Regions from separate parts of the Homo sapiens genome. Here all the other regions are linked to region 1. The links are chromatin loops, found by intact Hi-C in ENCODE. Cell type or tissue: PC-3. All regions are shown on one strand.

Region 1 (4,000 bases):
CCCACCGGGAGGAACAAACAACTGTGATGCGCCATCTTTAAGAGCTGTAACATTCACCGCCGGGGTCTGCGGCTTCATTCCTGGAGTGAGTGAGACCACGAACCCACCAGAAGGAAGAAACTCTGGACCCATCTGAACAGCTGAAGGAACAAACTCCGGACACACCATCTTTAAGAACTGTAACACTCACCGGGAGTCTCCGTGGCTTCATTCTTGAAGACAGCGAGACCAAGAACCCACCAGAAGGAATGAATTCCGCACACAGTAAGATTTCTATTTTTAAAAAATCTCTGGGCTGTAGAACGGGAAAAAAAAGACTTGGAAGGCAAAGCTGATAGTAGGGATACAACACCAGTTAATATTTCAGTTGTTGTATTATAGGTAAGGGCTAGAGTATTGGCATTGGAGAGACGGACTAAATTCTCAGCTCCAACCCTTACCAGCTTGGGTAAGTTATTTATTCTCTTTAAATTTCAATTTCCTTAATGGTAAAATGGGGCTACAGTAATAACCAGAGCAGATACGCACATTCAAGGATCTAATGTATGAAAAGGGTTTTATTATTTTTGCAACAGTTGGCACCCTGGAAGCACCATCAAAATGATCTGTTATTATCCATGTGATCTTAACTTGGGCAACAGTAGTGGAAATGGAAAGACAGATCGCTGGTGCTGTGGCACACACCTGTAGCTCCAGCTTTTCAGGAGGCTGAGATGGGGATCACTTAAGTCTAGCTTGGGCAACATAGCAAGACTCCATCTCTAAAAAAAGTGTAGATGGATTAAAAAATGGTAGGAGGTGGAATTAAAGGGTTGGATGTGGAAGTGGAAATGAAAGAAAGTGAGGTGTCAAGGGTTTCTGGCTTGGGCAGCAGCAGGTAGGTTGCAGCATATTTTCTTGAGATAGGACTTTAGGAGGAGGTAAATATTCTGAATGGAAGCTGTAGAACTGGATGTGCTGCTTTTGAAGAGCCTATGAGATACCCAAAGTGGAATTGTCTGGAAAGTAGTTGTACAAGAGAGGCTGAAGTTGAGGAGAGAGATCTGGGTAGAACATACATAGGTAAGGTAGAGAGAAGAACTCAGACAGTGTGTACTGAGAATAGAGAAGAGGGCGAGGCACCGCACTGGACCTGGGAGACAAAGGTGAGAAGACAAGACACCCACTCTCAGGAAACTCAGTCTGGTTGGGGAAGCAGATAATTAAACAGATAATTAGAATACAGTGGAATACACCCCATAGGTTGTTTTGGACCAAACCTGTGGGGTGGATCCCAGCAGTTGAAGGAACTGAATGAAGATAGAACAAGGACTCTAAAGGTCAGAGCTAAAATTGGAAATACTCAACAGGGTGGGGATGGGGCAAGGAAGGAAAGGGTGGAACAACTTGGAAAAGATTTTGAATGCTCTTAAACCAGAGACAAAGTAATTGACTGGAACATCGCAGCATTAGGAAGAATGTTAGTGCTCTTGGATTCCATGCTTCTCAGACCGTGCTATCTTGGAATCCTCACAGTTCTGAGGGGCCCCTATAATTAGAGGCCACCATAGTGGAGGAGTTGAAACCAAGCAGACACCCTACTAAACCAGAGTTGTTGTCTTGTTTTGCACATTAAAACTGTGTACAAGCTTTGTTTTGAAAAAAAAAGTTGTTATGCCTGAAAAAGAATTGAAAACTACCAACTTAAGTAAATTAATGTACAGATAAAGAATAAGAGGCCCAGAGAAGCTAAGTCACATGCTTAAAATCAAATCATACAGCTCATTAGGGATCAAGTTGGGCCTAGAACCTAAATTTTTTGTTCTCAGGCTGGTGTTCTTTCTTGCTATGTCTGAGACCTCGTACTTCTAATTTGCCTAGTCCATATTCATTTGTATCTTCAGATTTTTCTGAACTGTAGTAAAAGAGATGTGTATTTCAAACATCATGAGAACAAGGCGTGGGAGGGATCTTACAGAGCAGCAGTTAAAATCATTGCTGGCATGTGGTCTTTCACAATAAAATTCTCCCCTTCCTTTTGATTCCTCTAGGCAACAGCACAAAGTTAAACCAGGAAGTCCCTCTGCCTTGCTAGGGATCCAGGTTTGCCTTCCTGTTGAGGTATCCCATTTCATTACAGTTGACCTAAGTTTGAACAAACACTGCCACCTGATGCATGAAAGCTCTACTGTGACCTACGTTAAAAGGTAATTTAAAAAAAAACGAAACATAGAATCATGACTCATACAGATTGAACATGAACATGTGTTAGAGATTTTATTTAACTCAATCTATGAGAGAACTAGGCAGATATTATAACTGGATCAAAAGAGAATACAAAGAACATGTATAGATCAAGAATATTGAATGCACAAAAAAAGGGCAAAACTGACTTCTTCCACAGAGGGAGCGGGAATCAATTGAACCTCTACCAGAAGGGACAAAACTTGAATGTTTACAGAGAATAATTATTTTGCAATGCTATCAGCTAGCTACAGTTTACAAAGTTGTGAAATAGCTCCCATAGAATCCAAATCAGATAAAAGATAGCAGAAGGGTGTGTGATGGACAACACATAGTTTTCCAAATATGTGCAGACATTTTCCTTACAACTGTTAGAAAAGCAGAAGTATCTTTTACAATAAAACATGGGCATCCCAGGTTCCTTTTTCTGTTTTATATACATGCAAAAATATACAAGTGTGTATGTGCATATGTATTTGCATATGCTTTTTAAAATAAAAATTTCACAAAAAAGAACTTAATCCTGTATTCATGCAATGTACCCTGATACTTTTTATTCTATTCTTTGTTAATGCTGGTATCCACACAAATTAATTTCGTGACTCCTTAATGGGTTACTACCCACGAATGGGTCAAGGATTCACAGTTTGTAAACGGGACTAGATCAGTGCTCCTCAAACTGTCTGTTGTGAAGCACCAGTTTTTAAATATTTGACAGTTTTCAGTCCTTCACATACTGACTGATGCTTTTGTAAAACACAATAAAAATAAATTATTAGAAAAATGAAATGAAAAAACTCCCATAGACTTATGAAATGCAAGCTCAACTTTTTATTATTAGATTTAACAGACATAAAATTGGATGCTGGGGCAAGGTCAAATTCCTATTTAAAGATTTCCAAATGCATATTTTGTTTCTATGCTTTGTTTCTGCACACTGGAACAGTGGTGGATTCCACTGGTCCTTGGACCACACTTTGAGTAGCACTGACTAAGTGACCAGCTCTGACAGTATGGTGATTTTTTGTTTTCCAGGAGCTGACACTCCCTCAGGCTACCTTAGTCAGTGGGGGCTTACTGCAGCATACCTGTGGCGATGAGAGAGAGAGGCACATCACAGGAGCATCTGGCACCAGTGGCATCCTGGTGAGTGAAATGTCATATGGACACTGGAAGGATCTAACACTGAGGTGGCCCTTCATCTCTGTGCTGTTCACCACGAGCATGCCTGGGCTGCTCTTCTGTGTTCTTCCTGATGTTTCTCATGATACTGATTGATTTTTGGAATTTCCCAGTTCGTATTCCCAAGAGAACCCATTGCCCTATTTAATCATCACTTCTGTTGCTGCAGAACTTTGTGCAGTACTGGGATTGCTTGCTGCCTTAATGTCAGGAGTTGGCCAGGCATCCAGTCAAAGGGCAGAGTAGGCTCTTGTGGTATCGAAATGGCCACCCTCCTTCAAGGAGCAGCAGGTCCTCTTCCTCAGCACAGAAGGCAATGGTGAGGAAGAGGCTAATTTTCCTTTGAAGAGGATTTTGAGAAAAGGTTGGCCCATCTAAAATATTTTACAATTCTCTGTTCCCAAACCCTGAATAATCCTTGGAGGTCACTCACTGTGCAGGAGGCTGAAGAAGGGTAACACTGTCAAAACTGCAGACACAGACCCTTCTGGCTCCACCTCTATCCTACCCTAGAGCTAGGTTAAAGAGAGACTCTGGAGAACTTACTCATACCCAGTGGGGTACTTCTACATTTCTCTAAAGTCAGGAGACACTT
Region 2 (4,000 bases), 200 kb before region 1:
CAGAAGCTGAGCGGATCCATGTTCCCCATGCACAGCATCAGCAGGGCAGTTATACCTTTTCAAACAATAGTGGCTCCAAGGCAAGTACGAACTTACACAAACAGGTTGTATAAAAAGTGGAGTATGCGCCTGCACCCTAAACTTGCTGAGTCATTCTGGTCCAGATGTCCACCTCAGTCTATTGTTGACCAAAGCACATCCATGTACTTTACACTCCACCCCCTAAGCTGAGGGAGACATAGATTTTAGACACATAGGTCCAATACACGGGTTTGGCACATAAGCCCCTGATTCACACGTCTGACACATAAGCTTTCGGCCCACAGGCCCGATACATACACATATGCTTGACACATAAGCCTGGCACATAGGCTTTGGGCATGCAAGCCCAATATACACACATAGACTTGATACATAAGCCTGGGAACACAGGCCTGACACACAGGCCTGATACATAAACATAGGCTTCTGGGCACACAGGCCCATTACATACATAGGCCCTGATAAACTGCCCAGCTATTGGTGCAGACTACCTTAGGTGTCACCTCCTTGGTGATTACCATTTACATTGCCCTGAGTTCAGCTCATTAGCTACTCTGTCTACACCTGATTTCAAACCATGTGGTGTCAGAACTAGGCTGGACTGCACCAGCAGTCCAGACAGCAGTAGCACCCTGGCTAGACCTAGCTATGTACCATGCCCTATCAGGAATGGGAGGGCACCCTTCCTTAAACAGTGATGGCTCAGGGTCTAGGGGTGCCTCAGGCCCCATGGCCTCATCTTGCATTAGGACTACAGGCCCTAAAACCTCTACTGCTAAGGGACTTGTACTCAGAGTACTCCACTGTTCCAAGTAGACACCCCACTTCACTAAAGTGGATGTCTGTGCCATTCCTGTCTGGCAGGGGTAGTTACCCATGAATGCACCCATCCCACTATTGGGTAAGTCATCCAGACGATGACTGTAGCCCATCCTGCCACACTCTTATGAGCCCGAAGGGCAGCATATGCAGTTGCTAACCACTTTCCCAGTCCGGGGGGTTGTTACCCATGAATGTACCCATCCTGGCACTTTGGTCAGTTCTCTTATCAAACAGAAAAGGCTTTACACTTTTGCCTGACTGCAGCAGGTATTTTTTGAACCGGAGCACTTGGGTGGGACTGGGTTGCACAGCAACGTCCTTCTCCTGAATGACTTGCACTAAGTCTGTACATGACTGCCGACATTACTTGCTTAACTCCCACAACTCAGTAGGGGCACCGGGACTATAGGAAATGTGTTCCATCACAACTGGGGAGGGTCCCTGGGCTCACCCTTGGGGCCCAACAGCTGTCCATGCTCTATTTTCAGACGGATCACTGGGCAAGCCTGCAACAGAAGTTCTTCCTCCTCCCTGCACTGTGTCTCACAGGGATTGGGCGTGCACTTCCTGCAGCACAGTCACAAACGCCCATCTGACTCTGCTGGCAAAGGCATGTTCCTCCTTGGTGTTGTGCACCTCCAGGTACTTCAGGGCCTTCCCCATACTCATGGGGGCCCTGTCCATTGCCTCTCACATTTCCACTAGGGCCCATCCAAGCAGCACCACTGCCACTGGGTACCACACCTCATCCTGCCAATGTCACCAATTGTTAGATCCAGGGTCAGGGTCCAGCCCATGCTTAGGTCTGAGGGGAGTGGGTGGATAGCTGAAAGAACACTTCGGGCGGCCATGTGTAGGTGAAATATGGCTTTATTCAGTAGCTCTCTCATCAGCAGCTCTCTTACACTGTATGCTCTGTTTCAGCTGCTTGAGCCGGCCACTTCCATGCAGAGCTGCACGGCTGACTCTCCCTTGCTTTCAGGGTCAGCAGCTTAACTCTTTCTCTGGGCAAAAGCTGGTTCCTGGCTCCCACCTGCCTGCCTGCAAGACAGACATCTTTGGCTCTCTCTCTCTTTCTCTGGGTGCCAGTGTGCTGAGCCATGTTGAGCCATGCCCAAGAGCTGAGCCAAGCCATGTCCCCTGTGTACAGCATCAGCAGGACAATTATACCTTTTCAAACAACAGTGGCTCCAAGCCAGGTATGAGCTTACACAAACAGGTTATATAACAGGTGGAGTAAGCGCCTGCACCCTAAACTCTATGAGTCACTCTAGCCCGGATGTCTGCCTCAGCCTACTGTTCACCAGAGCACATCCAGGTACCTTACAAGATCAGATTTCAATCAGGAAGTTCTTCACTCCAGCAAATGCACTATATATATTGAGTCAGAAAACAAATATGGGTCACTGAATGCTCAGAGCAGTGAAAATAGTTGACTGGAGCTGCAGCTCTTTGCAATTTAAGAGATAGAAGCTGCTCCAGATTAATAATCAGGGAAGGTAGACAGAATTTTGCAGAGCTTTATATTCAATTATTTATTTAACAAATATTTGAGTCTTGCTATGTGCCAAATACTGTGCTGGACACTAAACATAGAACAGTCAATAAAATAGACAAAATCACTGCCCTCGAGGAGCTTAACCACCTAGCATGATGATGTCAGAGGTGTTTAAACCAGAGCAATTCCATCTTGAATAGGCCCTGGATAAAATAGGGCTGAGATCTACTAGGATGCATTCCCAGGAGGTTAAGACATTCTAAGTCACAGGATGAGACAGGAGGTCGGCACAAGATACAGGTCATAAAGACCTTGCTGATAAAACAGGCTGCATTAAAGAAGCCGGCCCAAACCCACCAAAATCAAAAGGGTGACAAGAGTGACTTCTGATAGTCCACTGCTACACTCCCACCAGCGCCATGACAGTTTACAGATGCCATGGCAACACCAAGAAGTTACCCTATATGGTCTAAAAAGAGGAGGAACCCTCAGCTACCGGAATTGCCCAACCCTTTCCCAGAAAACTCATGAATAATCCATCCCTTGTTTAGCATATAATCAAGAAATAACCATAAAAATGGGCAACCAGCAGCCCTTGGGGCTGTTCTGCCTATGGAGTAGCCATTCTTCATTTCTTTACTTTCTTAATAAACTTGCTTTCATCTTACTCTATGGATTTGCCTCGAATTCTTTCTTGAGTGAGATCCAAGAACCCTCTCTTGGGGTCTGGATTGGGACCCCTTTCCAGGAACAAGGAGACTAAAAATAAACATCTTGTGAAGGAAAAATAAATCTCAGGATCCCAAGATCACTAAGCCAAAGGGAAAAGTCAAGCTGGGAACTGCATCAGGCAAACCTGCCTCCCATTTTATTCCTAAATAAGATAGTTACAAAGATAAAAAAGCCACATACCTCCTTCATGATTTGACCACTACGAAATTCCTTGTGAGCCTCAAGATCTTTACCCTAAAAGGGTTCTGTTGAGTTTTACCCTGACAATGTAAATTGATAGCTTATCCTCACAGGTAGGACGAAGGACAGAACTCTAAGTCATCGCTCTGCTCACCTGAGACAAATGCATATCTGATTGCTTCCTCTGATGTAAAAATGCAGATTTACTGAGCTAGACTCTTTTTCTACCCCCACCCTCATCATGTGTAAATTTTGTATTCGGTGAAAGGCTGCTCAAAAATCAAAAGTACACAACTGTTTGTCTCTTATTTATCCACACCTTTAAGAATTTTCTTCCTCTTTCCCCAATAGCTGCCCTTTCCCCTTTAAATATGGAAGCCCTCAAGGTCATCTTCAGAGAAAGGCACAGAGCTGCCTCCCAGGCACACATCCTTAACCATGGCAAAGAAAACTTTCTAAATTTATTGAGACCTGTCTCAGATATTTTTGGTTTACAATCTTAAATAAGTAACTTGTATAATGTATTAGAAGGTGATAAGTACTACGGAGAAAATCAAGCAAAGATGTAGTAGCCAACCTCCAAGATGGCCCCCAGTTCCTCACCTCCTGGAAACACACCTTGTATTTCTTCCCACATTTAATGGAGCTGGCCTGTGAGAACAATAGGATCTGGCAGAAGTAATGGTGTATGACTTCCAAGGCTAGATTATAAAAGATATTGCAGCT
Region 3 (4,000 bases), 370 kb before region 1:
TAATCTCACTGTGGTTTGCTGTCACCTATTCAAGTACATATAAAATAAGTCACTCAGGGCTGGGTGCGGTGGCTCATGCCTGTAATCCTAGCACTTTGGCTGAGGCGGGCGGATCACTTGAGTTAGAGTGAAACTCTGTCTGGAAAAAAAAAAATCACTCAGGTTGAGAGTGAGAGGCCCCTAGTCCTGCCCCTGAGGCACCACAGTGGAGCCCTGGAACTCCGTGAGCCATGGCTGAAGAACCACTGCAGGAGGAAGCTTGGGGCCTTTAGCATGGCACATAGGGCCCTCTGCTGTCTGATGACTGCCAATTTACTCCAGCCCATCTCTTGCCACTCATAGCTTTGCACTGGCTCTCAGCACCTATGATCTACCGAGTTTCTTATGCACATAATCCTGTTTCTTGCCTCTATGCCTTTGCCTACGCAGTCCCCTCTCTATTTTGAATCTCCTCTCCCCTAACTGACTCATCCGTTGGGGCTCAGTTTGGGCTTTAACTTCCCCAGGACTTCTTACTTGACCCTATCTAAGTTGTTTTCTAGTAGTTCACTTATGTGTCTGCATCCCCCACTAGTCTGTGAGATTTCTGAGTACAGGGAAAGTCTCTTACGTCTATTTTATAAAGGCCTGGCAAATGAAAGAACTCAATGGGTTTGGAGAAATGAATGAGTGATGAGTAGAGAGAAGGGCACCACCTAGATGAGGAGGTAGGAGATGAAGATGTAGGAGATGAAGATGTAGGAGTGGCAAAGGAAAATGAGTGTTTTGAATCTAGAAGTAAGGGGAGTCCTTCCCCAGCTGCAGGCTGAGCCCCCAGCAGGAGACCAGGTGAGCCTTCTTCTCTCAAAGCCTCAGTGGCAGCCCTCACAAGAGGTCACCAGGGGCTGGGAAATTGGAACTCCTTCAGCCACAGAGCAGCTGTTAGAGAAGCACTAGCAGTGTTGGGAGAGGAGGACCTCGGGATGGGGGCAAAGGCTCCGGCTGTCCCAGAGAGACAGTGCAGAAGGATGGCTGTTTGACTGCCCAGGCTCCAGGGACAGCAGGCTTGCTTCTAAGAATCATTTTGACTGTGATCTTCGAGGCCTGGGGTTGGAGGGCCTAAATCTGCCCAGGCTGTACTAAAGGCAAGTGTCCTACCAGGGATGACCTCTGCCAGAAGGCCAGAGGGCGGAGGTGGATCTCAATCTGAAACTGGGAGGGGAAACCACTTGAATCTTAAAAAAATCGCTTCTTACTTCATTTTCCTTCTGAGCGGGTCCCTAGACATCCAAACAATGCCTCTCCAGGCAGCCTGGCACGGCTGTCATAAAATGCAACTGAAATCTGTATCTATGGAAACAGGCTGGCTCCTCGTTTTTGCCTCTCTCACTCCCTGCTTCTGTGTTGGCCAGGATGGGGCTAGACTCCAAGCTCTGCACTCTGATGTAGGGGCAGCTTCATCCATGCTCTGATGGACCTCCTGTGTCCCCCTTCCTTTTACCTCCTCTTACCAGAGGCAGAGGAGGTTCTGGGAGAGGGTGACCTCGGGATGGGGGCAAAGGTTCCGGCTGTCCCAGAGAGACAGTGCAGAAGGATGACTGTTTGCCTGCCCAGGCTCCAGGGACAGCAGGGAGTGACTGACAGGGGTGCTGTAGGCTCGATGCCCCAATCTGGGCTTTTGGGATTGAGGCCCAGACCTTTATCCACTCAACAAAATTAATTCCCTGCCTCCTCCACCCACCCTAGGCTTGACAGCAATTCTCTGGTCCTTTCTTTCCGTTGCCTGAAGAGGTGACTTAGTATTCCTTAGGGTACATATGTGATGGTGTTTGGTTTGAGAGGTTTATTTAAAAAAAATATTTTGGGGGGATTTAAGATGAATGAAAATCATTCTGCTTCAACTTGGCAGAATGGACTGAAATGGAAACAAAGACAGCACAACTCTTTTCTTCTCTAGCCCTGATGTGCTGATTTACTAAACCAGGAGTTTTCTTGCAGGGGCAACCTGTTTTCAAAACACACTGCAGACAGGTCTAGCTTAGCTGACCTGTGTGAACATCAATGGGGAGGGTAGAAGGAACAGGGTGATGGCATTCGGGGATCTCACCATTCTGACAAGACACAAGTCATTCAACAGCCAGAGGTTCTGAGGACAGCATTTCCACTCCCACGGGGTGCCCCTGTCTGGGCAGCCCAGGACAGCGTCCGGAATACCGCAGAGCTTGGCCCTGCGCCACGAGGGGGCGATGCCGTCTCTCTTTTGCTCCACGCACTGTAGTAGACGCCTTCAGAGCCTGAGGGCAAAGAAAAGAGGCTTACTCCAAGTCTGCAAAGGAGAGTCAAGTGAACTCTTTTTTTCCACACGGGAAAAGATGGATATGGTCTAAATGGGAGGGGCTGGGAGGACAGGAAATGCAAAGGGGGACAACCTTGGCTTTAATTTTACTGTATAACCACACTCTCTGGGCCGGTTTCCTGGTGCCTTCCCTTTCACCCTGTTTAGTGATCATTATACTGGTGGCACTGGATGCCCCAGAGGGTATCCCTCTTTTTCTCCTCTTACTTTTCTTCCTATTCAGAAGTCCCTTTTATCACGGAAATATTTGCCCTGTCTCCCACAGCACCACAAATCCAGAATCACCAACCCGAGGGTTTCAAGATTCTTTGCTCTATCCCCTCCCTTCTCTCAGACCTGTCCTTATTTCCTTTGGTCCTGCACAATTCTACTGTATCCCTGATTGTACCAGGGGCAATATTTGATGATAAAGGGCAGAGTAAATTGTAGAGCATTAGGTTCATGTGATGACAAAGCAAAGGGCAAAACTTCAGCAGATGGCAGGCCTTGATCACTGGAGACAAACATTCTGGGGCCTTTCTGGTTAGGGCAATGGAGAACCCATTCTAAGAGTTATGGCTGAGATTGTGTGAATTTAACTCACCCACCTGCAAATCAGAGACAGACTTGGCTACAGGAAGCCTCTGTTGCTAGGGGCAGAATTGGGGAGCTTTTGGGACCTTCTCTCTTGTGAGTTGTCCATGGCCTGGGCTTGCACTCCAAAAGCCTCCTGGCTAATTGAAATCCACTGGTACAGCTTGCATCAACAAAGACTCCAGGCTCCTACTCAGGAGTTCATTTTGCCCTTGGCCTACCTGTAAACCCATTAGAGTGGAGAGTGCAGAGGAATTTCTCTCCCCACTAGGTCCAGCAAACACATTTTCATGTCCTTGTAAACGATGAGGGAGTCTTCCATGGAAGACTGTAGGTAGAGCCATCACTGGCTTTCACAACATGGTTTAGTATTTTTGTTGTCAGTCTCTATAATCTGGCTATAATTCTATAATTCTGGCTCAGAATCTATCACTTACTAGCTCTGTGATAGGTGGCAAATTAACCCTTTTAAATCTCATTTTTATCATCTGTAGATGGAGATGATTATTATGAGAACTTAATGAGATAATCTATGTTAAAGTACTCGGCCCAATTGCTGGCACATAAATGGTTGTTATCATTATCTTGAAATGCAGTGGAGTATAAAGGCTAAGCCAGCTGACTCAAATCTGAGCTCTACCACTTACCGTCAGTGTGAGCTCAGGAAAACCATTTGATTTCTATATGCCTCAGTCTTCTCAGATGTAAAATGCAATTTATTTATTTGAGACAGGGCCTCTCTCCTGTTATCCAGGCTGGAGTGCAGTGGCACAATCATAGCTCACTGTAACCTTGAAGTCCTGGGCTCAGGTGATCCTCCTGCTTCAGCCTTCTGAGTAGCTAGGACTACAGGCATGTGCCACCATGCCCAGCTAATTAGAAAAAAAAAATCTGTAGAGACAAGGTCTGGCTGTGTTGCCCAGGTTGGTCTCAGGCTCCTGGCCTCAAGTGATCCTCCCACCCCAGCCTCCCAAAGCACGGGGATTATAGGCATGAGCCACCATGCCTGGCTAAAAATGAAGTTTAATAATCACAGCTATGTCACAGGGTACTTAGGACTGAATAGATAATGTATGCAGTGCACTGAAAACA
Region 4 (4,000 bases), 97 kb before region 1:
GTTCCTGTAATCCCAGCTAATCAAGAGGCTGAGGCAGATGAATTGCTTGATCCCAGGAGGTGGAGGTTGCAGTGGGCCGAGATCTGCCACTGCACTCCAGCCTAGGCGACAGAGACAGACACCATCTCAAAAAAAAAAAAAGAAAAAGAGATATATATGTATATTTGTACAAGCACGAAAAATTTCTGAAAGGGAAGCAAAGGATGTATTATCAGTGGTTGCCTCTGGGGGAGTTTGGGTTGGGGAGGTTTTATGTTTTATCTGTACTGTTAACTTTAGGTGATAATAAAAGATCAATCTGCAATGGGAATAAGAATTTAGGTCCCCAGACAAGCCCTGCCCAACAGCAAGACACAGCCATCAACTTACTTATTGGCCATCTCAGTAGAAAACACGTACACCACTTTGGCTGGAGTCTTCTGAGCAGGTGTGGGCTCTGTGGCAGTAGTTTGGCCATGGGAGGGGGTAGAAGACCTGGGGGCTGTAGCATTTGATGGGGTCATCGAGTGTGGTGTGTGCTGGGAATCCTGGGACTTTATGTGGTCAGCAGAATTACATTCTAAAAGAATAAAATGACTCGTCACAGAAAGAATAAAATTTCCTTTCTTCTGCCAGCATATATAGCATCACAACACAAACCCACCTTGAGAATTTCAAGGAAGTACCACCTTGCTAAGAGGAAACCTCTTCTACTTATAAAATTTCAAATACTCTTCTCTCTCAAATGACTAACCATAAAGCAGTCTTCCCCAGCTTCCTTACCTCTCTATTACACCTCCTTCATATATTAGTGTAAATGTCCCTTCTTCTGGTAACCTTTTTGAAACCTCCTAGACTTAACTGGGGATGGATCTCACAGCCCTCTAACTTCTCTTATTTCAGCATTTATCATATTTTACTGTAACTGTCTAATAATCAGCTTTCTAGGTGCATTCAAATCTTTGAGGACAACAGCTGTATCTATCTTGCTGACCATGGCCCCCCAGCATAGTGCTGGCACTCATAGCAGGCCTGCCAAAACACTTGAGGGAGGAGGGGAGGAAGGAGGGGAGAAACAATCACCCAAGTTTCCATTTCTAATTTGGGTTGGAAAATCATACTTCCATTCCTTGAATACTAACTTCATGTTCTGGCCTACAGTTAAGACTTTTGGTCTTATACTAGGAGGAAAAAGCCTAAAACCACAGCTGTTGGTCCCATACCCTTCTTGGCTCACTCCATTTTGGTGCCTGCCAAATCTCTACACATCTGGTAGCCACTCATTCCTGCTACACTAAAATCAGCTGTAACAAATCTGGACTACTGCCAGGGCCATTAAGGCTTCCTCTTGTGTCTGAAGTCTGGCAAAATGGCAACTAGAGAACACAAGACCCAAGCCTTGGAGGATTGCTCTGATGGAGAAGAGAAGGGGATACCAGAAAAACTACCCCAGTGGGGGCCACTGGCACAGACAAACTAGAGCTACTGGCTTGAAACTAAAGTACAAACAGCATAGAGGCCAGAAACGTGTACGAACAGGGATAGGCCTGTGAAACATCCTACCATAACCCCTAAACCGTTGCATCCTTAAGGGCAAGAACTCCTCAACTAGGAGGTTCCAAACAATTCTTCAGTTAGTAACAAAATGAGAAGAAATAGTTCCATCATAAACTGTGAGAACTCATGAATCTGATACCTACTCTCCCCACTTGTCTGATATTAGGCTCTCTGGCCTCTGTCGAATGTCAGAGGCCTTCCCTCAGGAACACCTACTTCCCTCTGAGTCTCAAAGATCTTATAGACATACCTTTAATGTCAGAGTCATCGTTTGGAGTCCCAGGATCTCTCTGATCAAAGGAGTCGGCGGAAATACTTCGCTCCCTTTTCCCCTTGCCCTTGGCACCATTTCCAGCCCCATTCTTCAGCCCCATGCTCCCACCTGGGCCAGGGAGTGCTTTAGGGGTATGGCCCCCACTCTTGGAGTCACAGGGGGATGGCTGGGATTGGCTGGCTGAGCCCCCCTGTTTACCCTGATTGGAGAATTTGGAATCCAGCTGGGGGTTTCCAGATGGGGACATCACTGTAGGGGGACGGACCATCACCTCCTGCTTTGACTTAGGGCTACTAAAAGAAACAAATAACAAAGGAAGATCAGACACCAGATACAGCTGGTCAGCACAAATTAGAGAGAGGCAGTTTCTATTGGGGGTCAAGGAGACCCTTAGGACTAAAATAACCACCCCATGATTCACCTCAGCCATTTGCTTGCTCCCGCCACCCCTGATCCCATCTCAGAGCTATCAACAGAGAGGAGGATCAAGCAGAGTGGCCTGCCAGGTTTCAGGAACCCTACAGTCACATGGGGACCCATCTCCAGGGCTTCTGTCAATAAAGGACAACGGTTTCTATGTACATAGAGAGGTGACTCTTACACTAAGACTAGCTCAGAGTAAACAAACAGGCATCGTTAAGATCAAAATACTACCCACCCCCAGGCTGATGACAAGGAACAGCTGTAGGAGAGCCTCACTTCCCTGCTGGAAAATGCAAGCTGGTCCCAAAGAGCACGGGAGCTGGTGACTGTCAGGTTAGGGAAATCCTCCAGGATACTAATCCCTCCCAACAAGCAGTATTACACCAAAGCAGATAAACCAACCACTGCCCTCAGGGAGTGAGGACAAAATTCTTTTAAAGTAACAATTTAACTACTGTGAAACCGAGGAAAAAGTGTCACAGTGGGAGTCCGGGGAATAACGTTTTAGTTCTACGACATTAGGCTTCCTCACCATTCCAGGCCTCAGTTTCCTTGTTTGCAAACTTAGGCAAACTGTACTGGTTGGTCTCTATGGTCCTTTCGTTTGTGCTTTGGCAGGGAGGTGCGGGGAGAGGTCAGGGAATGATGGACAAAAGAATAACAAAGGAAAACTCTAACATAAGCTTTGATTACACTGTATCCTGCTTACTGTTATATTACTATTTACTAGTCTATTTTCTCTTCCTTTCCCATTTGGGTTTCATTTATTTCTAATTCAACATACTGTTTCACCAATGAGTGTTCATGATGTGCCTATGGCATCCCCAAGGGGCTGCAGGAAGAGGCCCCAGCCCAGCCCTTACCTCTGTGTGTTTCCTGATGGAGAGCTCCTCACTTTAGGGTTACTGGAATGCATTGATTGAAATCCTGAGCTTGCAGTCACAAACGGGACAGGCTCACCGAGTTCCTCTCGGGTTGCAGCAGAAACAGCTGCTGGGGGCAGTGGCACTGGCCCACTGCTTGCTGGGTGCGTCCCTTAGCGCTCGCTGCCTGTATGCCTTTTTCCTCTTTGTTTTTCTCTGCTGTGGAAGTGGGTCCTTTCCCCTTGCAGCTCCAGCATTCTCTGGGTGCGTGCCTCCTGCTGCCAGAGGAAAATCTCGCATCTCCAGGGCATACTACAGGAAAAGGCCACCCAAAAAAAGTTGGGAGCAAAAACAGAGACATAAAACACCCTCACAACAGGATCAAGGTGAAAGCACTAGCCAACTCAGCGAAGCAGCTAGACCATGCCTCCACTTCCATCAGGGTGAAAGGGTGATGCTCCCATTGTGGACAAAGGCTCAGGGGCCACACCAGCTGGAGGGTGACTAGGACTTCCTGCCAAGCATGCAAGCCTCCCCCGCAAGCAGCATGGACCAGGCAAGGGTGAGCAGGTGAAAAAGGCAGTTTTCTCTTTAGCTATGTATTCTCCCTTACATTTCTGTAGTTTTGAATACAAAACCCTCAAAAACTTGTGTCTTTCTTTTTTCAAAACAATGCTTTGAAACCCCTAGGTACCGCAGATCCATAGTGACTATCTGGTGTTTCAGTTCTGATGGCAAACAACAGCACTGAAATGAAACAACCCCCCCAATTTCAAACCATGATGCAAATTAATCTATGTTTACACTCTCAGGGCCTTGGGGGCGGGGGGACTTTAAAGGAGGTACTTCTGAAATCAAATATTGAACCAACATCAAATACAATCAGTTCTGCCCCCTGATTTCC
Region 5 (4,000 bases), 130 kb before region 1:
GAATACACTTGTCTTGTCTTTCCCCCGCCCTGTGATATTTATCAGTGCCGGATATTACATATTTGTGTATCTATATGCTTATTTCCCTGACTAAAATGGAAGCTCCATGAAGGCAGATTTCCTCTTGTTCACTGATGTGTCCCCAGCACCTGGAATAGTGCCTAGTGCATGCCAGTGCTCAGACACTTGGACATTTGAATGACATATCCCCTCTGTCACTTCTCTCCGGGGCCCAAGGCCACCCTCCTAGGTTACCACAGTGGCTTCCTAATGGGCCATACCCTCACTTGCTTTCCATCACCCCCTGAGACCTGGCCCCTGCATACCTCTCCAGCTTCACCCCTCACATATCTCCCTAGCCAGACCTATAGTATGTTTAAAAAAAAAGGAAATCGCACTCCTCTGGCCTCTTTACCTTGGCACACATTTTTCCATCACCTGACCCCTGACCCACACTCCCTTTTCCTGTGTAATCCAATTATCTCTAGGCCTCCCGTGTTTCTGTTTGTCCTTCAATAGAAGGTTGTTTGTCTTGTCTTTTATTGTATTTCTAGAACCAAGTGCAGAGACTGTACAAAGTGGACCTCAGCAAAGATTTACCGAATGAATAAATGAGTTCAGAACGCTGACTTAACTCTTCTGTTGGCACCCAGGTGGCTTCTATGCACTCTCCTTCCACTCACCACCAGGGGGAAGCATGGAGTAAAGGAAAACACCAAGGCTTTCGCTGGGTTCAAATTCTGACAGCGTATTTATTTCCTTGCAACGCTTGGACGGGTGTTTCTGAGCCTGTTTTTCCTCTCATGTAAAAATGGGCATAATGATACGTACTAATTAGGGTTGTTGTGAGAATCAATTAAGGAAACGTATAAGTGCCTTCAAGTATTCTTATTTTCCCTTTTCTCTTTCATCTCACTTCCCACGAGATTCTTAACTGTGGTAGGTTTCGCAAGCCAAGGGAGCCTTTGGGGATGCTCCTCTGCAGGCAGCGCCCCGCCTCCGCCTGCCCTTCCCGGGGCACTGTGCCTGTGTGTGCAGGAGATTTGTACAGAACCCTGGCTCCCTCACTCACCAGTTGTGTGACTGTGGGCATGTCACTTAATTTCTCTGAGCTTCCATTTTCCCAACTATAAAGCGGGGAAGTTAATGTTTATCTACCTGATGATTTGTCCTGAGGATGGAAAATAGGGTGTGAAAAGCTCTTCATAAATTCCTAACCTGTCCCTGCCTTGACTCCTTTCTCTAAGGGGCCTCAGAGTGCTGTTGAGGTTTAAAGAATTCCCACAGGAGGCTCTCACCCGTGTATGGCAAAGTGAAAGGCTTCCCAGGACGGAGGAGAGCCAGGCTTGCCAGGGAAGGCCGACTTCATCTGCGGCTCCCCTGATAGCTCTTCCCGAGGGCCTCGTGGCTTATCTTACAGAGCTCTTGGCTCTGGCAGGCCCTGGGATGAAGGACTGTCATTAGACAAGACCCTTCACTGCCATGTGCCTATTCCCCTGTAACAGTTAGTTCCACGTGGATCGTTAAAAACTGCAGCAAGGGGACAGAAACCCTGAAGGGCCCAACTGAAGAGGGAGGAGGAGAGAGTTCCCGTCCCACCCTCCCCTAGTCCTCGAAGCACCGGGACCTGGAGTGCTGACCTGTTTATTTTCATTGTAGGAAACTCAGGTCTTTGTCAGTGGCACCTGGCACCCCTTTTCCTCAGCTGGAATCCTCTAGGGCACCGCCATCTACCTGCAGAGGAGGCTGGGCGGGCTGTGGGGGGAGGGGTGGGCTAAGGGCACCTACCCTGTCTACAACATGCCAGGAAGGGATCATTCTTCGGCTTTGGGCTAGAGCGTGTCCTGGGGCTGCTAGGCAGCGATGAGTCTCTTCTGCTGGGTGGGGAATTCCCCGGGGAGATGGCTGTGTGCTCTCTTCAGACCCTGCCCTCTAGTGGCCAAGGGGACTTTGCAGCCCGGCCCTTCCCAGTCCACCCTGCCAGCCTCTAGAAACCTGACCCCTGTCTAAGGCTGGCTGGGGAGAACTGAAAAACACTTTCCCCAGTAAAAAGCTGGTCTTCTCAGGATTCCGCTCTCCGTTTGGCCTTTAAATAAAATGTACCTTTTCCTGAAGAAATTGGGAGGGGGGCAGTGGCCCACAGTCACCATGTCTGAGAACTCAAGAGACCACTGATCTTGGAGTCATGTGCTCTGAGTTCAAGTCCTGCCCTGTACCTACTACCTGTGTGACTTTGGGCAAGTCCATTAATTTCCTGTTGATAAGCCTGTATATCTTTATTTGTGCAATGGGACTCTAATATAGCATCTCCCTCATGGAATTATCCTAGGAATGACATAGATTAGGTATGGAAAGCACTTCCTAATATGAAAAGTGTTATACAAATATAAGCCATTGCTCCTGCTATGCCAGAGGAGCCTCTTTGTGGCTCCTCCGGAGCATTCCTCAGGGCTGTGGGCAGTGGGTGCCTGCGGACCTAGATGGCTTGCCCCTGGGTGGTAAGATCTTGGTGGCTGAAGACTAGGCTGTTTCAGGGGTGTTTAAGCCACATGAAGGATGCTGAAAGAAGCACCTACCTTGGAGATAAGAGCCAGGGATTTGGATTCCAGTTTTACCACTTTCCTGGGCCCTGTGACCTTGGGCAACTCCTTTAGCATGGCAGAGTTTCTGTTTATCCACATGGAAGGATGGTGATACTATCTGCTGGGGTTAGGGGAGGGGGATGTAAGCAAAATAACCATGTGAAAGGGTATGGAAGGTGCTACCTCCTCAGATACAAGTTTTGAACCTGCATCTTCTTGTATTTGGGGCTTAAGGAAACTAGGGTCCAGCAGCTTACTGTAAGCCAAGAAGTTTGAGTTGCTCTGTGTTGTACAGAGATTTTTAGAGAAGGCAAGTATGTGTGCTTTGAAATCAAAGGAATAGCTAAGTCAAGCAGTAAAGGGAGTGTGCCGGGAGGCTGGGGCCAGTGTTGGTAGAGCTGTTTATATTGGTAGGAAAGCAGGGCATTTTTCTCTGAGGCAAGCCTTTCACAAAGGAAAATCTGGATTTGAGAGAGATTAAAAGTCTCAAAGGTAGGGGAAAGATGTAAGGAAATGGCCTGCACTGAATCACTGCAAAGGACAGTATTCATCAGAGAATTAATTTGGAAGGAAATAGAGTGTGAAATAACAGCAAGGCTTTCAACTCTGGGTACCATGGCCTTAAAAACCCAAGCAGTGCTTCAGAGGCTTGCCAGGACCCAGCCTGGGAGCTACCTCCGGAAAAGCAGCTGGGGGATGCCCAGAGACCACAAATTGCTGAGCTTGGGAGGAACTGATTGAGTGTGTAATTAAGGGGAGGGTTGTATAACACTTGGGTAAGTAGAACTTGATGGGGTCAAACCAGCAGGGCTTTTGGGAGATGAGAGAGCAGTCCCTGGAGCTGTTAGTAACTGAAGCCAGCTGCATAAAGGTAGGCACAGCTTACCTGGGCCTTGCACAGAGAAGAATGGAAGAGATCAGGAAGGGGAAAGGTTGAAGGAATGGTTGTTCTCTAGGTCAAAAATTCCAAAATGCTGAATACCTCAGGGGTTCAGTTCTAGGAGTAAGGTAACATTATGGAACAATGGGGAAATATCCCTGGAAACTGAAGATCAGAGAGCCTGTGGCTTGGCCAAGGTCATATAGCACCATGGAGATTTAATGGATTCTGAACTGCGATTGTACATCTTGGCCAGGTGGCTCACACCTGTAATCCTAGCACTCTGAGAGGCTGAGGTCAGAGGATCGCTTGAGCCCAGGGGTTCGAGGCTAGCCTGAGCAACATGGCAAAACCTCATCTCTACAAAAAATTTAAAATTCAGCTTTACGTGGTGGCAAGTGCCTGTAGTCTCAGCTACTCATGAGGCTGAGGTGGGAGGATCACTTGGGCGTGGGAAGTCAAGGCTGTGGTGGCCCGTGTTCGTGCCACTGCACTCTAGCCTGGGTGACAGAGCAAGACTCTGTCTCAAAAAAACAAA
Region 6 (4,000 bases), 110 kb before region 1:
GTGGGCCACACTGGGCTCTCTGTGATCCACTCTCTCTCTAGGCTTATTTCTTTTCTTTTTTTTTGAGACGGAGTCTCGCTCTGTCGCCCAGGCTGGAGTGCAGTGGCGCGATCTCGGCTCACTGCAAGCTCCGCCTCCCAGGTTCACGCCATTCTCCTGCCTCAGCCTCCCGAGTAGCTGGGACTACAGGCGCCCGCCACTACGCCTGGCTAATTTTTTGTATTTTTAGTAGAGATGGGGTTTCACTATGTTAGCCAGGATGGTCTCGATCTCCTGACCTCATGATCCGCCCACCTCGGCCTCCCAAAGTGCTGGGATTACAGGCGTGAGCCACCGCGCCCGGCCTAGGCTTATTTCTTACTTCTTTACTTCTTCCTCCCTTAAAGAGGCCATCCCATCAGCAAGCCCTTGCTGTTCCCATTTCCTCTGCTTCAGTGCTCACCACCATCCTCCAGGAATGCTCTCTCCTTTAAGAGTCAGTTCAAAAAATCACCTTTCCTTTGAGGATTCATTGAATTTTCCTTTCTGGCCCATTGCGCCCTGTCCACACCTTCACTGTAGCAATCATCATATTACATCGCAATAACTGGTTTACACACCTGTTTCCACATCCCAGCCTTTGCACAGTTCTTGATACACAGTAGGTGCTCTATAAATATTTGCTAAATAATGAGTCCTCGGGTTAAAATGCAACTTCCCTCTCCTTTCAGCACCCTGAAATTACTCAGAAAAGGAAAAGGAAATGACTGAAGTGTAGACAGTTTAAGCGGAACACAGCAAGTACCCTGCCTGAGGTGCTCCTGGCCACTAGTTAAGGAGAAAGAATAAATATGGAGACTGAGGTCCCAGCACCTCTGTGGAGCTGTTGTGATTTCTGTTTACAACAGCCTGGCTAAGCAATCTGTGGGACCCAGGGCGAAATGGAAATGTGGAGCCCCTATTCAATAATTAAGAACTCCAAACAGTGACAGCGGAGCATTAAACCAAGCCGGAGTCCTGTCCAACTGCACAGGTGGCACAGATGACCACAGTTGCGTTGTGATGATAATATCAAGAAGTATAGAGCGCAGGGAGGCTGGGAGAAATGTTGGATCCATTTTTTAAGGAGTAGCTTTAAATATGTAAAATTGTTTTCAATTTATTTTCTCATGCCGCCTCCTTCATAAGACCCCTATAATTATGTCTGTTTTCATGTATAAGTGCAGAATCGTTTCTAAAGTAAATTATTTTATTTTACATTGTTTCAGGGAAAATGCTACATACTTCTAGTTAGTCCTTAACAAATGCTATGAGCCACACACACTCCACCACTTTCCCCTGAAGTGAACAAGTCACTACTGCATTTTCTCCATTCAGTCCCAAACTTCAGGAGAGGAAAGAGAGAAGATTGGCTGGGCTTTCACAGGAATATGTTAATATGAAACATCTTTCATCACTCTTCCACTGATTTTTAAAAAATCTTGCATCAGTTCTCCATGCACTAGCATCCAGTCTCTCTAAAGGTAATTTTATTTTATAACAATCTTAGTAAATGATAAATTGTTGTATTTAGACCCTAAATTTGGCTTGTCAGACATTATCGTGATGAAATGGCATGTGCTGATAAAGTGAATGAAGTTGTATGATGGGGTATTTTAAAAACTCAGGTGGGGAAGTTGATCTGCACTGCCCCAAGTTCTCCAGCAGGGGGCTGCGAGAGGAGTGCCACACATCCAGCTGCCCACAGCAGCCAGACCCACCGGTCTCTTGCTAGCCCTCTAAGTGAGTACCTGCTCTCCTATGTGGGTACCTTTTATGCCTTGACTCCCTGCCTGTGAGAGTAACAACAGGACCACACACCATTAGTGACTGCAACACTGTTGGGTACAGCAAGGAGGGGAGCAACCCAAGAAGCCAGACCAGTAGACAAATGCCAGGTGGGACCCTTCCTTCAGGTTCTCATCTTGTGCTGCCCATGCTTGGCTGTTAGTCTGTTCTCATCTATATACTTTAAAGCCAGAGAACCCAGAAACATGGCTAAGTTCGTGAAACAAAATCTTCATTTTACTATCCTAATTTCTCTACAACATGAAAGTTTCACTACCCAGCACCAACAGAATACATCAGATTGAATCAGAATTCTTAAACTTGTGAGCTCAAGTTTTCTCATCTGCAAATGAGATCATTACCACTCACTTCACAGGGCCCCTTAAAAATCAGCAAGATAAAGTGCAGGGAGGCGACTGGTAGAGTAGGTACTCAAATGTTCATCTCCACATTTTTTGTTGTCTGGGGCACTTGTGTTACTGAGAAGACAGGGCTGCTGAAAAGGAAGAGAAAATGGCTCTCCAAAACAATTGTCGGAGAGAAAAGCTCAGACTGTGAAACACCAGCAGAGCCCAATTTGTACAAGTTTGTTTGCAGATGACTCTGCACCTGCCGCTCCTCGCTTAGATTCTCTCACCTAAGAACAAACACGCACACAGACGCCCACTCACTGAGCTAAAAACACCTACAACTCAAAGAAATACACACACCAGAACAGAATTAACTGCACAGAAGCACAACAGCAAGTCCATTAGCACATACCTTGCAGGATACACACTGATCTGCTGAAGATGTGTGTGGTGAGAAGTGAACTGTGCACAAAGACTGAGCAGCGTTAGCAGAGGTGATGGGGTAAGGGGGAGGTGGGGAGCCAGAAAGGACCACAGAAACCCACGGACTGTGGAAACCCATAATTTGCAGGTATAGTAATAATATTCTACCTTAACAAGACCAAGGGACATCTCATAGCTTATTCAAATAACTAAACATACAACCTTTGGCCTTCTTAATTACTTCATACCACTAAACTGGCTCTCACAAACATTCCTAATAAAGACCATTAATTGCCCTAAAGGTAAAGTTCAGCAATGGGACCAGGGTTGCTCTTCTGCTTATAACTAGGATTTCATGACTGAGATAGGAACAGTACAGAATAAACCTACATGAGTAGTTATTCCTTAACAGCATGGAATATGCTTTGAGAAGGTACTTTTATGTGGTTTCCCTAACCATCACCTTACTGATCAACTCCAATACAAAGAGTCTACGCTTCTGGGTCACATGGCAACCGGTATGCCCAATACTAAACAATCAGGAATCCAAATGAACAAAAAAGGCAGTTCAATTTTGTAAGAAACAATATATTTTATTTTTCTGACACCACAGCTCTGGCGAGTGGTTTTGTACCAAATTTAATGGAGGTTACACAGAACGTCTTACGCATGGGAGGGGGAGGAAAGGGAAGGAACCACAAAATTTAAAACAAACAGAAACAAAATCCTGGATAGCTTTTAGCATCTGTTCCACTCCCACATTAATAAAATTCACTTGGGAATTCCTAATAAAAGGAGAACAGAAAACAAGGTGGGCAGGGAAGGGTATGATGGGAAAGAGAAAGACTTAGGGGGAAAAAAGACCAGAGAGCATCCCAAGGACAGACCTTTCCCTCTCAGAGCCAAGAGGACGCTCGGCATGGAAGGCGAGGCTTTGCTAGATTTATTTCCCCAAAATAACACTGTGTATTGCAGCTGCCAAAGGGAAAGAGAGAGGGAAGCAGAGGGTCACCAGCGGGGGGCACAAAGGAAGGAAACACTTAACTGAGGAGACAGAGCAAAATCGGAGAGAGAAAACAAGAGAAAAATGTGCCAGTGGGTTGGTATATTGGGAGACAAGACAGTGCTGAAGAGCACTTGAACTGAAAAACAAATGTCCTAAGAGTCATTATTTTTCAAAAGAAAAATCTCCCCCCTCCCCCCACCCCTCGCTGAACTTAGTTCCTTTTTTTGTGCTTTTCATTAATACTCTGCTCTGAGGTCGTAGTTTGGTTTTTCTATACACTGCAGTTGAAAGAAAATAGTCCAAAGGTCTGAAGATGGATTCTCCACCTAAAGTAAACAGCCCAGCATTCCTGTTCTCCTCTTGCCCCAAAGACTAAAGTCTCTGCTAAAATCCCTTTTACAATATAGTACAGTAC
Region 7 (4,000 bases), 85 kb before region 1:
ACAGAGTGAGACTCCATCTACAAAAAAAAAAAATTTCTCTTCTAGCCGGGCGCGGTGGCTAACACCTGTTAATCTCAGCACTTTGGGAGGCTGAGGTGGGTGGATCACCAGAAGTCAGGAGCTCGAGACCACCCTGGCCAACATGGTGAAACCCCATCTCTACTAAAAGTACATAAATTAGCTGGACGTGGTGGCACGTGCCTGTAATCCCAGCTACTTGGGAGGCTGAGGCAGGAGAATAGCTTGAACCTGGGAGGCGGAGGTTGCAGTGAGCCGATATTGCACCACTGAACTTCAGCCTGGGCAACAGAGCGAGACTCCGTCTCAAAAAATAAACAAATAAAAATAATAATAAATAAAATAAAATACAATTTCTCTTTTTATCCAAGCCCTCAAACAACTAATGGAACCTTCATTGCTCAAAGCATCCTTATGCCATTTAACTAACAGCTCCTCTTATAAACCCATCTGTGTCTTTAATAGTTTGGGTGTTTTTCAATAGTGAATAAGGATGTCTTTCTTAAATTTTTATGTAGGGCCTTCACATTATTCACGCAAACATCTCTCCTTGCTAAAACTTTCCAATCACTAGTATTCAGTAGAAAACACAAAACAGGACAATCATGTTGCACAATTTCCACAAAGGTTCTAAACCCACATGAGTCTTACCTCCAACATCCTTTTGCCCCCTCCTCCCATCTCTCAATGATTTTACAATTTATCCTTACTGTCTGTTAGTTCTAATTCATCACTTTGCTCAGTGCACAAATCCAAATCTCTGCCCCAAAACGAACATTTAATTCCTGAATATATCAAGTGCTAACTAATACTCCAATACCCATCATTGACCAAAATGTAACTCTTTACATAGAAAATCATTTCCCCACTGAAATCACTGCCAGGGATTTACCTATGTTTGCTGTAATCAAAGTCAAATTTTGCATCAATTCTATCCCATCTTACAGACTCTCCACTAAGAGATAGTTATGTCCATTTCTCTAACTTATCTAGTAACTTTATTAGTCCCCAGCTGGACTCCAATCTAGGCTCTAAGTCTCTCCTATCACTAAAAACCCATTTTTCCTTCCCCCTCCTTCAGACCTCTTGGAGGACAGATTTCTGGCCTCCTCCTTCATGCTTGGTAGCCTTCCCATAAGGCCCCCAGCAATACTATTACAGGCCTCTGGCCCCTCCCTCTCCTTCCCTCTGGACATAATAACCAACCCTGCTGTTGTTTTACTTAGGATATCTCCATTTCACCAGGCTCACCCAACACTCATCAGTGACATCTTAATAGTCTTTGCAACTTTCAAAGGCCAGTGACTCAGGCTCCACTTTGGAAATCACTGGTGTGTCCCAAGACCCCCACAATGACTCAGTGACCTAGACATCACCAATTCACCTGCTTGGGCCCTTAACTACTCACACATTCTTCCTAGCTTCCACCTCCCCTACCCTTCAACAAGTCACTGGCCTGCAAAGTCCCCTTTACCTCTATCCATCTCAGGGGTCTTACAGACCTCATCAAACTCAATCCCAATTCCCTTATTTAGCTCTCCATCTCGCCCCTCCAACACTCCTGCATCCCAGGACCCTGGGACTGTCCTCACTCTCCTGGTTTAACCTCTCCAAGCACTGCTTGGGACACAACCTTTGAAAAAAAGAAGAGATGCCCTCTCTCTCCACCGCCCGTGAAGCACCCCCACCTCCCCCCACAGGTTCCTCCAGACTCGCCTCACTAAATCCGCAACCCTGGCCCCCGCCCCTTTTCTGCCCCCCTCCACCCCGCTCTTCGCGGCTGTGGCTACCCCTGCCCCCAAACCGGCTCAAAACACGCGGACGCGGACCTGGCCCCCACTACCCCCGGCTCCGGTCCTTCCCCTCCCCCTCCCCCAGGTGCCACTTACCCCGGAGGCAGGAGTGGGGGAGGGGAGAGGAGGTGCGGAGCAGGGAAAGAGGCTTGGGTCCGGGGCGGCTCTCAGCCCCGCGGGGCCGGGGCCAGCGGCAGCGGCGGCGCAGCGTCTCCCCCCGGCGGCGGCAGCGGCGGCGGCGGCGCCGTCCCACTCCGGCAAGCACACATAGGCTCCATTGTCCGCCGGCGCCTCCCCCTTTCCGGCTCCCCCCTCCCGGTCCCGCCCCTTCCCTCCCTTCGGCCCTCCCCCGCCGCACCGCGCCACGAAAGGTACAGCCGGCCCCGCCTCGGACGCGAGCGGAGGGTGCCCCCTCCCCACCGGCCCGACGTCCCGCCCGCGGGGAACCGGGACCGCCCCGCCCCGCCTCAGCGTCCGGCCCCGCGACCAGCAAGGGCCCGCCCCTCCAGGGAAAGTCGCTCGTGCCCCTTCAGGGAAAGTCGCTCGTCCCCCTCCCCAGACGCGCGCGATGGTACCAACCCGCCGCGGCCTCCTCCCGCCCCCAGCTTCCCGCAGGGCCCTGCCCACCAGGCAGCCGCACCTCCCGCCGCCCCGCCCCCGATATTTTACTACGGGCCCGCCCACCGCCGGCACCACCTCCTGGTTTGCATAGGCACGCCCGCCAGGGCCCGCCCCGGACCGTCACCCGGCTGGAGGGGACGCCCACTCCCCCCTTAAAGCGGCAGAGCTCTAGTCCCCAACTCCAGAGCCTCCTGAGGGGCCGGCGGGGCGGGAGGTTCGGCACGGGAGGGTCTCCTCTTCCCGTCCCCTCCTCCCCACGCGCTCACTCTCCCGGACCTTCCCGCCGCCTCGCGCAGTCCTGGGAGCAACCGAGGGGGGCGGGGGGCCAGGAAAGGCGCGGAGGGGGAAGGGCAGCGTGGAATTTGGCCATCTTTTGACAGAAACGAATTGAAGAGCCGGTCTTTCCCTCACTCTTCCCTGCTGCCCAGGTCCCGGCCTAGCCCTCAACCTTCAAGGCCACCTCCTCACACCTTCGGGACGCAGTTCCACCCCGCTTTCCTGTCCCTTCTCTCCACCTCTGAGTCTGCACCGCCTGGGCCATGGCCGGCTTTCTCCCCTCGCAGGAGAGCAGCCCCCACCCAGGACTGCGCTCTCCTCCGCCCTCTGCGAAGTGCAGGAGTCCCGCTGATGCGCCGGGGGTGCAGGGGTCTCCTTTCACATCCGGCCCAGCCCAGCCTGGCTCAGGCATCGCTGCCTGGTGCCCACAGAGGGAACCTCTGTCCAGGACCTCACGTCGCTTCACAGCCGGGCTAGCTCCCCTAATTTTTCGGAAGACCTCTGCTCTGAAGGGGTCAAAGCCTGAGTATCCCGGCGCTGTTGTGAGAGGGTAGCCCATTAGATTACACTTTTTCTCAGAAGGAAAAAATGACGGCATCATGGTTAGAGCATGTTGCTGAATCAAAGCTCAGATTCGGGCTATTCTGCTCCATCTGTGTGGCCCCGGTTGCTGCGGTGAACAACCGTTATTATAGATCTGTCTGCTCTGCACCCTCCCCAGAATACACTGTTGTTACACCTCTGTCCTTGTGCCTTGTGGGGTCTTGATCTAAGTTAGCTGCTTCGGCAACTGTGTGCACTGACCCCGCAGCTCTTCTGGATCCGTTAGGTGAAGACTGCCCATGTTAGAGTGTACTGCGTGTTCTCCCTGGAGACAGATGGAGGCAATATGGCCAGGAGGACGAGATAAATCTTCTGCTCTTGCTTCTATCACCCATGGTTTTAACCAGGGTACTTATTCCTGTGTCAGTTTCCCTTCCTAAAGGAAACCTTCCTTGGGCAACCTTTTAAGGAATGGTGCTAGTTGTAAAGGATGGTCAAGAGAGCCCTAAATGATAAAGCCGATCTGCTTTCGAAATCATTTAAAACTCTTTAACTGGTCAACGTAAGTTACCATAGCCGCCTCCCCTGCTTAGATCCTATGAAAAACTGTGGCAAGGTATTTTCTCTTTGTCTTCTGTCATGACTGAGGATATAAATTAAATAAAGAAGAAAGGCAATAGTTGGTATAAACAATATCAAGATCAATTGAAGAATTCCAAATAGAAAATAATTAAAATGCCTTTTGTCAA

The links. Hi-C counts contacts between places; a loop is a spot of excess contacts. Peaks named below come from ENCODE experiments on the same cell type or tissue, not always from the same donor. Only the 100,000 strongest peaks of a DNase experiment are listed, where the experiment ranks them.
Region 2: it touches region 1 in a loop (3-fold over the local background); 6 of 110 quality-filtered maps call a loop at or near these places.
Region 3: a loop joins it to region 1, with 11 times the contacts of the local background. A loop is called at or near these places in 13 of 110 quality-filtered maps.
Region 4: a loop joins it to region 1, with 6 times the contacts of the local background. A loop is called at or near these places in 43 of 110 quality-filtered maps.
Region 5: a loop joins it to region 1, with 9 times the contacts of the local background. A loop is called at or near these places in 22 of 110 quality-filtered maps.
Region 6: a loop joins it to region 1, with 7 times the contacts of the local background. A loop is called at or near these places in 43 of 110 quality-filtered maps.
Region 7: a loop joins it to region 1, with 7 times the contacts of the local background. A loop is called at or near these places in 10 of 110 quality-filtered maps.

The regions. Positions count from the first base shown.
Region 1 is chr1:147,513,707-147,517,706 of GRCh38, reverse strand. LINC00624 (long intergenic non-protein coding RNA 624) reads left to right here. Exons shown (of 4, transcript NR_038423.2): 1 at 1-264; 2 at 2,031-2,186; 3 at 3,259-3,369. Among named protein-coding and RNA genes, the nearest start is that of LINC00624, 2.2 kb to the left of the region's middle. RefSeq lists a silencer at 1,435-1,635. In PC-3, a CTCF peak has its summit at 2,150; DNase peaks (open chromatin) are centred at 2,096 and 3,296; H3K27ac peaks cover 1,280 bases.
Region 2 is chr1:147,715,335-147,719,334 of GRCh38, reverse strand. The region is part of intron 2 of LOC105371230 (a long non-coding RNA gene); the gene reads left to right. All of the region lies in intron 1 of LOC102723321 (a long non-coding RNA gene), which reads right to left. Among named protein-coding and RNA genes, the nearest start is that of GJA5, 43 kb to the left of the region's middle. In PC-3, no CTCF peak of the experiment used is centred here; DNase peaks (open chromatin) are centred at 1,444 and 2,124; H3K27ac peaks cover 2,864 bases.
Region 3 is chr1:147,888,605-147,892,604 of GRCh38, reverse strand. No RefSeq gene overlaps it. Among named protein-coding and RNA genes, the nearest start is that of GJA8, 12 kb to the left of the region's middle. In PC-3, CTCF peaks have their summits at 2,000 and 2,220 (motif pointing right); a DNase peak (open chromatin) is centred at 2,274; H3K27ac peaks cover 300 bases.
Region 4 is chr1:147,610,986-147,614,985 of GRCh38, reverse strand. BCL9 (BCL9 transcription coactivator) reads right to left here. Exons shown (of 10, transcript NM_004326.4): 4 at 3,097-3,408; 5 at 1,787-2,103; 6 at 370-559. The coding sequence starts at 3,149. LOC128071544 reads right to left here and starts at 3,396. Exons shown (of 1, transcript NM_001414892.1): 1 at 3,190-3,396. The coding sequence starts at 3,396. The coding sequence ends at 3,190. RefSeq lists an enhancer at 2,262-2,556. In PC-3, no CTCF peak of the experiment used is centred here; a DNase peak (open chromatin) is centred at 2,425; H3K27ac peaks cover 1,593 bases.
Region 5 is chr1:147,638,864-147,642,863 of GRCh38, reverse strand. It overlaps ACP6 (acid phosphatase 6, lysophosphatidic), which reads left to right. Exons shown (of 10, transcript NM_016361.5): 10 at 1-634. Among named protein-coding and RNA genes, the nearest start is that of ACP6, 30 kb to the left of the region's middle. RefSeq lists an enhancer at 1,009-1,510. In PC-3, CTCF peaks have their summits at 464, 672 (motif pointing right) and 1,953 (motif pointing left); DNase peaks (open chromatin) are centred at 673 and 1,883.
Region 6 is chr1:147,625,368-147,629,367 of GRCh38, reverse strand. BCL9 (BCL9 transcription coactivator) reads right to left here. Exons shown (of 10, transcript NM_004326.4): 10 at 3,152-4,000. Among named protein-coding and RNA genes, the nearest start is that of ACP6, 43 kb to the left of the region's middle. In PC-3, CTCF peaks have their summits at 1,481 and 1,693 (motif pointing right); a DNase peak (open chromatin) is centred at 1,697.
Region 7 is chr1:147,598,245-147,602,244 of GRCh38, reverse strand. All of the region lies in intron 1 of BCL9 (BCL9 transcription coactivator), which reads right to left. Among named protein-coding and RNA genes, the nearest start is that of BCL9, 59 kb to the right of the region's middle. RefSeq lists silencers at 1,756-2,805, 2,836-2,915. In PC-3, no CTCF peak of the experiment used is centred here; DNase peaks (open chromatin) are centred at 1,334, 2,194 and 2,444; H3K4me3 peaks cover 2,959 bases; H3K27ac peaks cover 1,477 bases.